Regions from separate parts of the Homo sapiens genome. Here region 1 is linked to region 2. Evidence: read pairs that join two places in POLR2A ChIA-PET (ENCODE). Cell type or tissue: MCF 10A. All regions are shown on one strand. Each heading gives the region's core, and the rest is flanking DNA. Links, peaks and the distances in the headings are about the cores only.

Region 1 (4,324 bases), core at 810-3,309, 160 kb after region 2:
CTTGAACTCAGGCCGGCGCCCTCGGCAGTTCAGCCCCCTTCCCTCAATTGCCACCATCTGAGTGCAATTCGCTAGCTACTAGGGCACATGAATCCGTGCGGGTCTCTGCCGCACCTGTCTTGCGGGGCCCAGCTGGGTGTCCGCCAAAGCACCAGGAGCGCCGAGTTCCGCGGTAGCGCAGAACCAGGTGAAGGCCTCGGCCAGAGGCGCGCCGGGCCCGAGGAGGGTGGGGCTGCGAGCGCTCGCCCCGGCGGCCTTTGCGCCCCAGTGCCTGCCCGGCCTCCGGAGTCCCCCGGCTGGGGGTGGGCGGCGTCCGGCCAAGACCCAGTGTCCCCACCCCCGCGTCCAAGCCCCGCCCGCGCGGTGGCCCCTCCTCGGGAAGGTAAGCACCACCTTCTCGGGGAGCGGCCCGCAGAGCCAGTGGCCGGCGGGCGCCCCGCCCCCAGCGAGTAGGGACCCGGAGCCACTGCCGCGCCGCAGTCCGGGCTCCCCGCGCCGCCGCTCGCTCACCTGCGCTCCCGCCCGCCCCTCGGTGCGCGCCCGGCCCGCCAGCCGCCGCCGCCCGCACCCCGAGCGCCACCATGAACTCGCTCTTCAGGAAGAGAAACAAAGGCAAATACAGCCCCACTGTGCAGACCCGGAGGTGAGGAGGCGCCCACAGCTCCGCTCCGGGACGCTCTTGCCCCTGTGGGCGCACAGGACCTGGAAGACCTCCCGGGCAGTGTAGGAATGGGGGGTACGGGGGTCCAGGAACCGGGAACTGAACCCGGAGTGCGGGACTCTCGGGAACGCGGGACCGAGGCCACCCTGAAGCTGGGAAGCGCCGCCAGGTGGGAAGGGACTGGCTGGGGTCCCCGAGGGGGAGCATAACACAGGGGACTCCGGGAGCCCAGGGAGCATTGCCTTGAGGGCCTAGGGCACGGGCAGCTGAGCTGGGGGTACAGGGCACCCCCGTGTCCCAGGGTCGCTCTTGCGCAGAGGGTCGCACAGGACCGGGAATAGTCACCTGGATGAGGGGGCGGAGTTTTTGGAGGACCGGGCACTCAAGGCGGGGTCGCTGCGGGCGACCCAGGAAGCTCCGTCCAGGGGGCGCCCTGAGGCAGGGAAACTGAGCTGGCGTCGGGGGGCGCTCTCCAGCGCCTCTGAGACCGCGCAAGTGTTCCTGGCGTCGGGGAGGCGAGGGATGGGTGTCCGGAGGGGGCGGGCCACCCGCCGCTGCACTTCCCGGCACCTGCCACCCTGCGCGCCAGAGCCGCGCCCGGAGGCCCTGGGGGGTGTGGGGTCGGGTCGAGGGGCACAGGGGGAGGCACCCCCTTACCTCCCCACCCTCTGGGTTCTGAGCGGAGGTTGGGCGGCTTCGGGGCCTCCTCTTCGAAGCTCGGTTTCGCAGGGGTGTGGCTCCCTGCCCCCACCCCAGCCCCGAAACTGGCGGCGTCTCTGAGCCGCGGGTTCCCAGGGCGGCCTGGGAGGGGAATGGCATGTCTTGATGTGTTTGCAGGGAGAAGCAGCCCACGTCCCTTTTGATAAGCCTAATGTGTTCACTTAATAACCGGTTTAGGGGAGCCTGGTGGAGATGCTGAGATTGACGGAGGGGGTGGGAATCCAGCCCCTGCCTTATATCCCCACTTCGGAAAATAGAGTGGGGGCTCTGGGCTAGCAAGGACCATTTTGCCAGCTTCTCGGACAAGAGGCTTCAGGCAGGTGAGGGGCCCGCACATTACATGGCTCTCCTGTCTGGGAGTTCTGCCCCCAAGCTGCTCTCACTGGGAGCCCCCACTGTGCCCTCAAGCAGCTCCTCACTTCTTCCCTAGGCAAGGAGAGGCCTCTGGGCCCAGGGCTCCCACTCAACCCCTGCAGTCCGGCCTAGGCCGACCAGTCGGACAGGTGCAGGCGGCGGGGCCCTAGCACGCTGGAGTGCGACACTCCATTCCGGGGCCTTCCAGCCCTTTCAGAAACCCCCCTGCCCTGTGATCCCACCCACCCGTATCTCCGTTTGGGCTCTTTCAAGCTCAGAGGCATTACCCGCCTTTAGAGATTTCCCCACCCCTCCCCTATCTTTCACAACCCCAGAGACTGGGCAGGGCCTGCACACCCCTCCTCCATGGCTGCGTCCAGCTGGCACTCAGACCCAACCAGAGGCCCGTCCAGTCCCTGCACTGTTCCCTGGGGCATTGCACAATTGGATGCTCCGTGCCAGCCGTGGAGAACCGTTCTGTCCTCTCCACCCCAGAGACTAGACCCATCCAGTCCTTCACACATGCAGACACCCACATACCAGTGGTGGGGCCAGGCCTCGCCCCGCCCTCTGCCTCCTCCCAGCCTCCCTCCTTCGTGCAGCTCTCCATCCTGAAGGCCCCAGCTTGGACCTAACAAAAGGTTCTAATGAACCCAGACAAGCTGGGAGGGGTGCGGGCTTTCCCAGAAGCATGAGGATGAAAGGCATCCCATCCTTTATAGCTGCAGGGACTGGGAGGGTCTGGGGTGGCAAAGATTTGGGGTCCTGCCACTCTCTGTATATCTGGCCCAAGGCAGCCACGGTCTGTCCTAGGCTGATAGCCATTGGTCCCAGATCTCCATTTAGACGTCTCTTTCTCCAGGAAGCCCTCCTGATTCTCTCCCCAGCCTGGGGTGCAAGACCATTCCTTTGAGCCTTGCCACCCCAGCACAGAATGAGCACAGCCACAGCCCTGAGCAGATGTCAGATGCCTCCCCGGGTGGTCTCCAAGCCCAGTGCATCCCTCTGCCCCCTCCCCTTAGTGGGGACTAGTTCGCAGACTGGATTGTGGGGTGGGGGTAGCCCTGTACCCCATCCTCTCAAACGCATCTCTTGAACATTGCCTGATGCCCAGCCAGCCCCATAGCAAGTGTCTTGGTGGGGGGGTGGAGGGGACAGACTTGCGGCTCTAGGCTGTGGTCGCTGGTCACAGGGAGTGGATCCCCAAGTTATTCCTTCACTCTGAGTTTTCCAGGGGCCCGCTCCATTGTCTGGGGGAGGACAAAATTGCTGGTGAGATTCAGCATGGGGGGCAGTAGGAGCTCCAGCACTGAGAGCAGAATGCCTCACTGTTGATCCTGGCATCTCCACCCTGGAGCCTCTCGAAGCCTTGTTTTCCCTTTCTGCACAGCACGGGTGGTAATACTGAGTGTCTCATGCATAGGGCTGCTGGGAGGAGCAGTGCTGTAGCACACAGGAGGTGCCCGGATGAGGGTAGCAGCCCTTTCCGAGCCCAGGGGACCCAGGAGCCCCAAGTGGTGACTTTCATACCCAAGGTAGTCAGGCCTTTGGACTACAAAGTGTGGATTAGTGAACGGAACACCCCACCGAGAAAGCCACCCCTTCCAGTTTGTCTGCCTTTTAGCAGCTGAAGCTGGGGAGGGCCGGGACAGGGTGTGAACCCCGTTGCTCCCGTTGCCCGGGTTCCTAATGACAGGTGTGGGAGTTGATGTTCACACCTGAGCTAATGACAGAGTCAGGCCAGATGGTGCAGGTGACCGAGGACAGCCTCCAGCCTAGTAGAGAGGCCCTGGAGGAGACCCGCTGCCACCCTCCTGGCTGTGCGACCTCAGAGGAGCTGCTTGGCTTCTCTGAGCCTGTTTTCTCACCTGTGGGATGGGAATAAGCACGGTGCCTGCCTGGCGATGTTGGCTCAGGATTAAATGAAATAATGCAGGGGAAAGGTTGTGAATGATAAGCGGCCGCAGGTAATAGCATCTGTGACGATTACAGTTATTAAGCAAATGCGGGCAAGCTAGCTGTGGTGTACCCAGGGTTAAACTTGATATCATGGTGGACAGGCTGTGCACTGCACAATTCCATAGGCACTGTTGCTGGGTTTTAGCACGTGGTCGTGGAGGAGACGTGGACAACCTCCCTGCACTTGAGTCGCTGGCAGTCACATCACAGAGATAAGATGGAGTTAAGCTTCAGTACATGTATGGTTACATGAGCGTCGGACTGATGGGGCCAGGCAGGAGCAATGGAGCATAGAGCCGGACAGATGAGGTCTCCACCCTGGCCACTCACATACTTTGTGACAGGCCTCAAGTGAGAGTTGTCACAGTCAGAGCACAGATGCTGGGAGGTGAGGGAGGACTTCACAGAGGAGGCATCTGACCTGTCACGGGGTGGGATGGAGTGGCCAAGACCCAGCTCTGCAGTCAGGCTCAATTCTGCCTCTGCTTGAAAAGAAACATAGCATCCCTGAGCCCCAGCGCTTCTGAATTTGTTGAATGGGATTAATCTTGCCCCTCCACCCAGACCTGGGTCCCAGTAAACACCCAGCAGCCTGGCCTTGCCTAGACGGGTCTTGCAACACTGGGGCCG
Region 2 (4,324 bases), core at 804-3,303:
GCGGGCGGATCACCTGCGGTCAGGAATTTGAGACCAGCCTGGCCAACGTGTTAAAACCCTGTCTCCACTAAAAATACAAAAATGGCCCGGCATGGTGGCTCACGCCTGTAATCCCAGCTACTCGGGAGGCTGAAGCAGGAGAATCGGTTGAACCCGGGAGGTAGAGGTTGCAGTGAGCCGAGATTGCGCCATTGCACTCCAGCCTGGGCAACAAGAGAACGAAACTCCGTCTCAAAAAAAAAAAAAAGAAAAAAAGATTTCTTCTGTGCTCATGGCTCAGCTCTGTGGTCTGCTAGGGTCCTTCCTCAATCTGCTTGCAATCTATGGAATCAGGAAAGACTGAACCAACCTAGATTTATTAATATTTTAGTATAACATAATACAGTGTTACTTATTACAGCATTGACCGTATATGCCCTTTTGCTCCTTGGAGGAAAGGCAATTAATAGCTATTATGTGAGTTAATAAAATAAGCCCAGGATTTATGAGTGTAACTAACTTGTTACCATTGGTTTTCCTTGTCTCCTGCAGGCAGAGAGCTGATCAAAACAGCAAAAGCAAAGCAGTGCCCCTGGCCCAGTTCTGAAGCCAACCTTCCTTAAGCACCCAGACCCATCCCTGGTTAGGACTTGCTGTGGATTATCAGGTGACTCTATCTCAGGATACAGGGACTGAGAGGGTGTATGCAATATCTCAGACCCAGAAACTGTTGATTCTGTCTAAAAACACAGCAATAACCACATCCCACCCTCTTGATTTAAATGAAAGTGTTTGGGGGAATAAAAGATGAACCTTTTTTTTTTTCTTTGTCAGATCTTGAGCTCATTTGGTTCTGGTGGGGAACAACAGCTATGCGAGAACAAGTGTATTCTATTAGAATTAATTCCCCTCTTATTCTCATAGCTGAGCAGGGCTCAAGAGCCTCTCATCTGAAAGAGGTAATAAGATTTAATCTGTCTCCTCATCTACCTTCTGCAAGTATACTTTACAAATTAGCTCTCGGGACTCTTCCAAATGGAGTTTTATGAGGGATTTGCTAAGGTAAACGTTTTAGACTTTGAACACAGTTCAGATTTCAGGGGCAGTACTGAAATCTGAACTGTGTTGCTAACTGCCCTGCCTTTCAACTCAAGACACAATAACTTTGAACTAAATTAATTATATTTTTGTTGTTTTCCACTCTGTCCCCACGTCTATATCACCACCACCCCCAATCCCACCCCGCAGGAGCTAACTCCTCCTTCCTGTCCCTGCAAGATCAAAACTCCTCCTGCAAGCCCCGCTAGCTCTGTCTGCTCGCCTTCGTGGCAGATATCGCTATTGTACTTTTATACTCATTTGTGTGATAAATACTTCAATGTCCACTTCTTCCACGAGCCCCTGAGCCCCTGGAGGGCCTGGACCACACCTAGTTTTTCTCACCGTTACATCTCCCTTGTCAGGTACCTGGTAGGCGCTTAATAAGTATTTGGTGAACGAATGGCTTGTTTGGTGACAGTCCAAAGGCTGGGGGACAGAGGGAAAGCTCCCTCCTTTCGGACCCCAGACGGGTGGCGCTGATGGAGAGGAGGCTTGGATAAGGCCTCCAGGACCGAAGCGCGCACCCGTAGGGCCCCTGCCAAAAAGACCTTCCTGAAGGCGGAGGAACTGCGAGAGTGCCTACGTTGGCCCAAGGCCTGACCCGACGATCCCAGGGACCCTCGCCCTAACCGGCCCCGCCTCCCGGTCCCCAAACCCGGACTCGGCCCCGCCCTAAGCTCCGGATCCTGGGGCCCGCCCCTGGCCCCGCGTCGGCAGACCGTGGCCTCGCTGCTGGGCCTGCCTCAAACCCTCCACAGGTAACGCCTCCCGAACTTGAGCCACATTCCGATCCCCTCCTCAAACCCCTCCCCGTTTCCCACGCCCTGGACCCCTCGCTCCGTCTCGGCCCCGCCCCAAGCCCAGCTAGGTCTCGGCCCCTGAGCCCAGCCCCGACCGGCCTCCCAGTCCCTGGGTCCCTCCCGACACCGGCCCCTCCCTAAGCTCCGCCTCCCAGGGCCCGCCTCCTGAGCGCAGCCCGCAGCCCGGACTCGGCCCCGCCTCCCGGACCCTGGGCCCCTCCCCACGTCGGCCCGTCCTAAGCTCCGCCTCCCAGAGTCCGAGCACCGCCTGGCCATGTGCTACGACATAGTCAACGCCCCGCCCCGGCCCCGCCTCCTGAGCTCTTCTCTGGGTCTGGCCTTAGCGCCGCCCTAAGACCTGTCTCCTGGGCTCTGCTCCGAGTCTCGCCTCCTGAACCCAATGGCGTTTATCCCTGCCCTAATGCCCGCCTCCAGGACTCTTATCCTGCCCCCACGCAAGGCCCCGCCTCCAGGACGCCACCAACCTGGACGCTTCTGAAGCCCAGCTTCCAGGATCGCCCTATCCTGGCCCCGCCCCAGGACCCGCCAACCTGGACTCTACCCAGGACCTGCCCCCTACCCAGGACCTGCCCCAACGACGCTTATCCTGGCCCCACCCCAGGCCCCGCCCTCATAACAATCATCCTGGCCCCGCCCTAGAGTCCGCCCCCACGACGTTCCTCCTGACCCCCGGGGGACCCCCGGGCCCCGCCCCCTCTCTGCCCCCGCTCACTGCCCTGGGCCCGCCCCCTCTTCAGTCCAGGCCGGGCTTCCGCCCGGTCTGCCGGCAACGCTGCGGCCCCGCCCACGTCATGGCGCCCGAGGAGAACGCGGGGACCGAACTCTTGCTGCAGAGTTTCGAGCGCCGCTTCCTGGCGGCACGCACACTGCGCTCCTTCCCCTGGCAGGTGGGCGGCGGGGCGAGCGGAGAGGCCCGCGGGGCTCGCGGGAGTCCAGGGGCAGACGGGACGGGTCTCCGTGCTGAAGCCCCTGGCGCTCCCGCCACGTGAGTTCCTGGGCTCCCGCCGGTCAGGGCCGCGCGACCCGGTCCCCGTCCCTGGGGCCTGGCCAGAGTCGCTCGCACCCCTCCTGCCCCGCGAGCTGGCGGGGGAAGCTGGGGGCGTCTCCACAGCCTTGGGGGGCAGACGCGCGCTCGGTGTGGGGTACAGTTCACGATCATTTTCACGACTTTTTAAAGGCAGTAATCGTTCTGGTCACTGGGACACAGCTGCCCTCGCCCATTCTAAAAAGTCAGCGCCGTCAGGACCGCAGGTAACCACGTCCTCCTGAGCGCGGTGACCGGGTCACAGGCTGTCCCTCGTGCCTCAGTATTCTCATCTGTATGTTGAGCACTGCACAGAATCGGCTCATGCTCTGAGGCTGTCACGCCTGTGATGGAAGAGACAGAGAAGGGGGTGGCCTCTCCTCGCCCTGGGGACCTGCCATTCTCAGCACAGGCCCATGGCAGGCAGCAGCCTCCCTTCTGCCAGCAGAGGGGCTTAATGCACCCGGCCTCATTTGTAATTCATGTGCGGTGAGCTCACTGGGATGAGTGAGTTTGGATATATATTCCTCCCTGGGTCTGCCCCATTTTATGGGGTGTTGCTTAATCATTTGCGTTATTCCATTGACATAAAATATTTGCACTCAGAGATCATTTCTGGTCAAGAGAAATTCGTGCATTTTTAACCCAAAATAGAAACCTTCATAAAAGCATCATAGGTCTCCATTCAGTATTGACTGTAATTGTTCACATGCCCACGCTGAATGCTAACTTGGGCTCACCCTCAACACCCACGAGGTGGGTACTATTATTACCACTCACATTTGACCAGAGGGATTGTTTGATTAGGGTGCAGTAGTTGAGAGTTCAGACCCAGGAGACAGCCTGTCTGCTTCGAATCCTGGCCCAGCCCCTGGCCCTGTGTGACCTTGGGCAAGTGACTGCATCTCTCTGTGCTGTTTTCTTATTAATAAAATGGGGGATATAATGATACCTACCTCTTAGGGTTGTTGTCAGGGTTGAGTACAAAAGCCTGTGGATCAGTGCCTGGCTCATGGTAAATACATGTTGGTGTTAGCTAGTGTTTTTATTCAGTCTCAAAATGTTTAATAAATGCCTTCTGTGAGCCAGGCACCATGGATCAGCAGTACCCATGACAGATGAGGCTCTGCTTGCATGGGAGAGCCAGAGAATAAACAAATAAATAAACAAGAAAAGACCAGATGACAGTGGCTTTAAAGCCAATAAAACAGGGAAATAGTGAATGCGGGAACTGGGAAGAAGAGTCACCAAAGTCAGGGAATCAGGGAAGCCTTCCCCAAAGAGGTGGCATTTGAACTGGGGCCTGAGTGGTGAAGCAGCCAGCCATGGGAAGGGCTTGGGGAACAGGATATGCAAAGGCCCTGTGGTGGAAACAAGCCAGCTGTGGTTGAGGAACAAC

What was found. Peaks named below come from ENCODE experiments on the same cell type or tissue, not always from the same donor. Only the 100,000 strongest peaks of a DNase experiment are listed, where the experiment ranks them.
Region 1: POLR2A ChIA-PET joins it to region 2 with 6 read pairs; 3 of 35 experiments call an interaction of 5 or more read pairs at or near these places.

What each region holds. Positions count from the first base shown.
Region 1 is chr16:4,933,303-4,937,626 of GRCh38, reverse strand. It overlaps PPL (periplakin), which reads left to right and starts at 479. Exons shown (of 22, transcript NM_002705.5): 1 at 479-643. The coding sequence starts at 582. RefSeq lists a silencer at 137-536. In MCF 10A, for the core only: a CTCF peak has its summit at 1,249; DNase peaks (open chromatin) are centred at 1,206, 1,326 and 2,156.
Region 2 is chr16:5,096,108-5,100,431 of GRCh38, reverse strand. It overlaps EEF2KMT (eukaryotic elongation factor 2 lysine methyltransferase), which reads left to right and starts at 2,637. Exons shown (of 8, transcript NM_201400.4): 1 at 2,637-2,788. The coding sequence starts at 2,693. RefSeq lists silencers at 1,647-2,186, 2,497-2,626, 2,797-2,956 and an enhancer at 2,393-3,018. In MCF 10A, for the core only: no CTCF peak of the experiment used is centred there; a DNase peak (open chromatin) is centred at 2,261.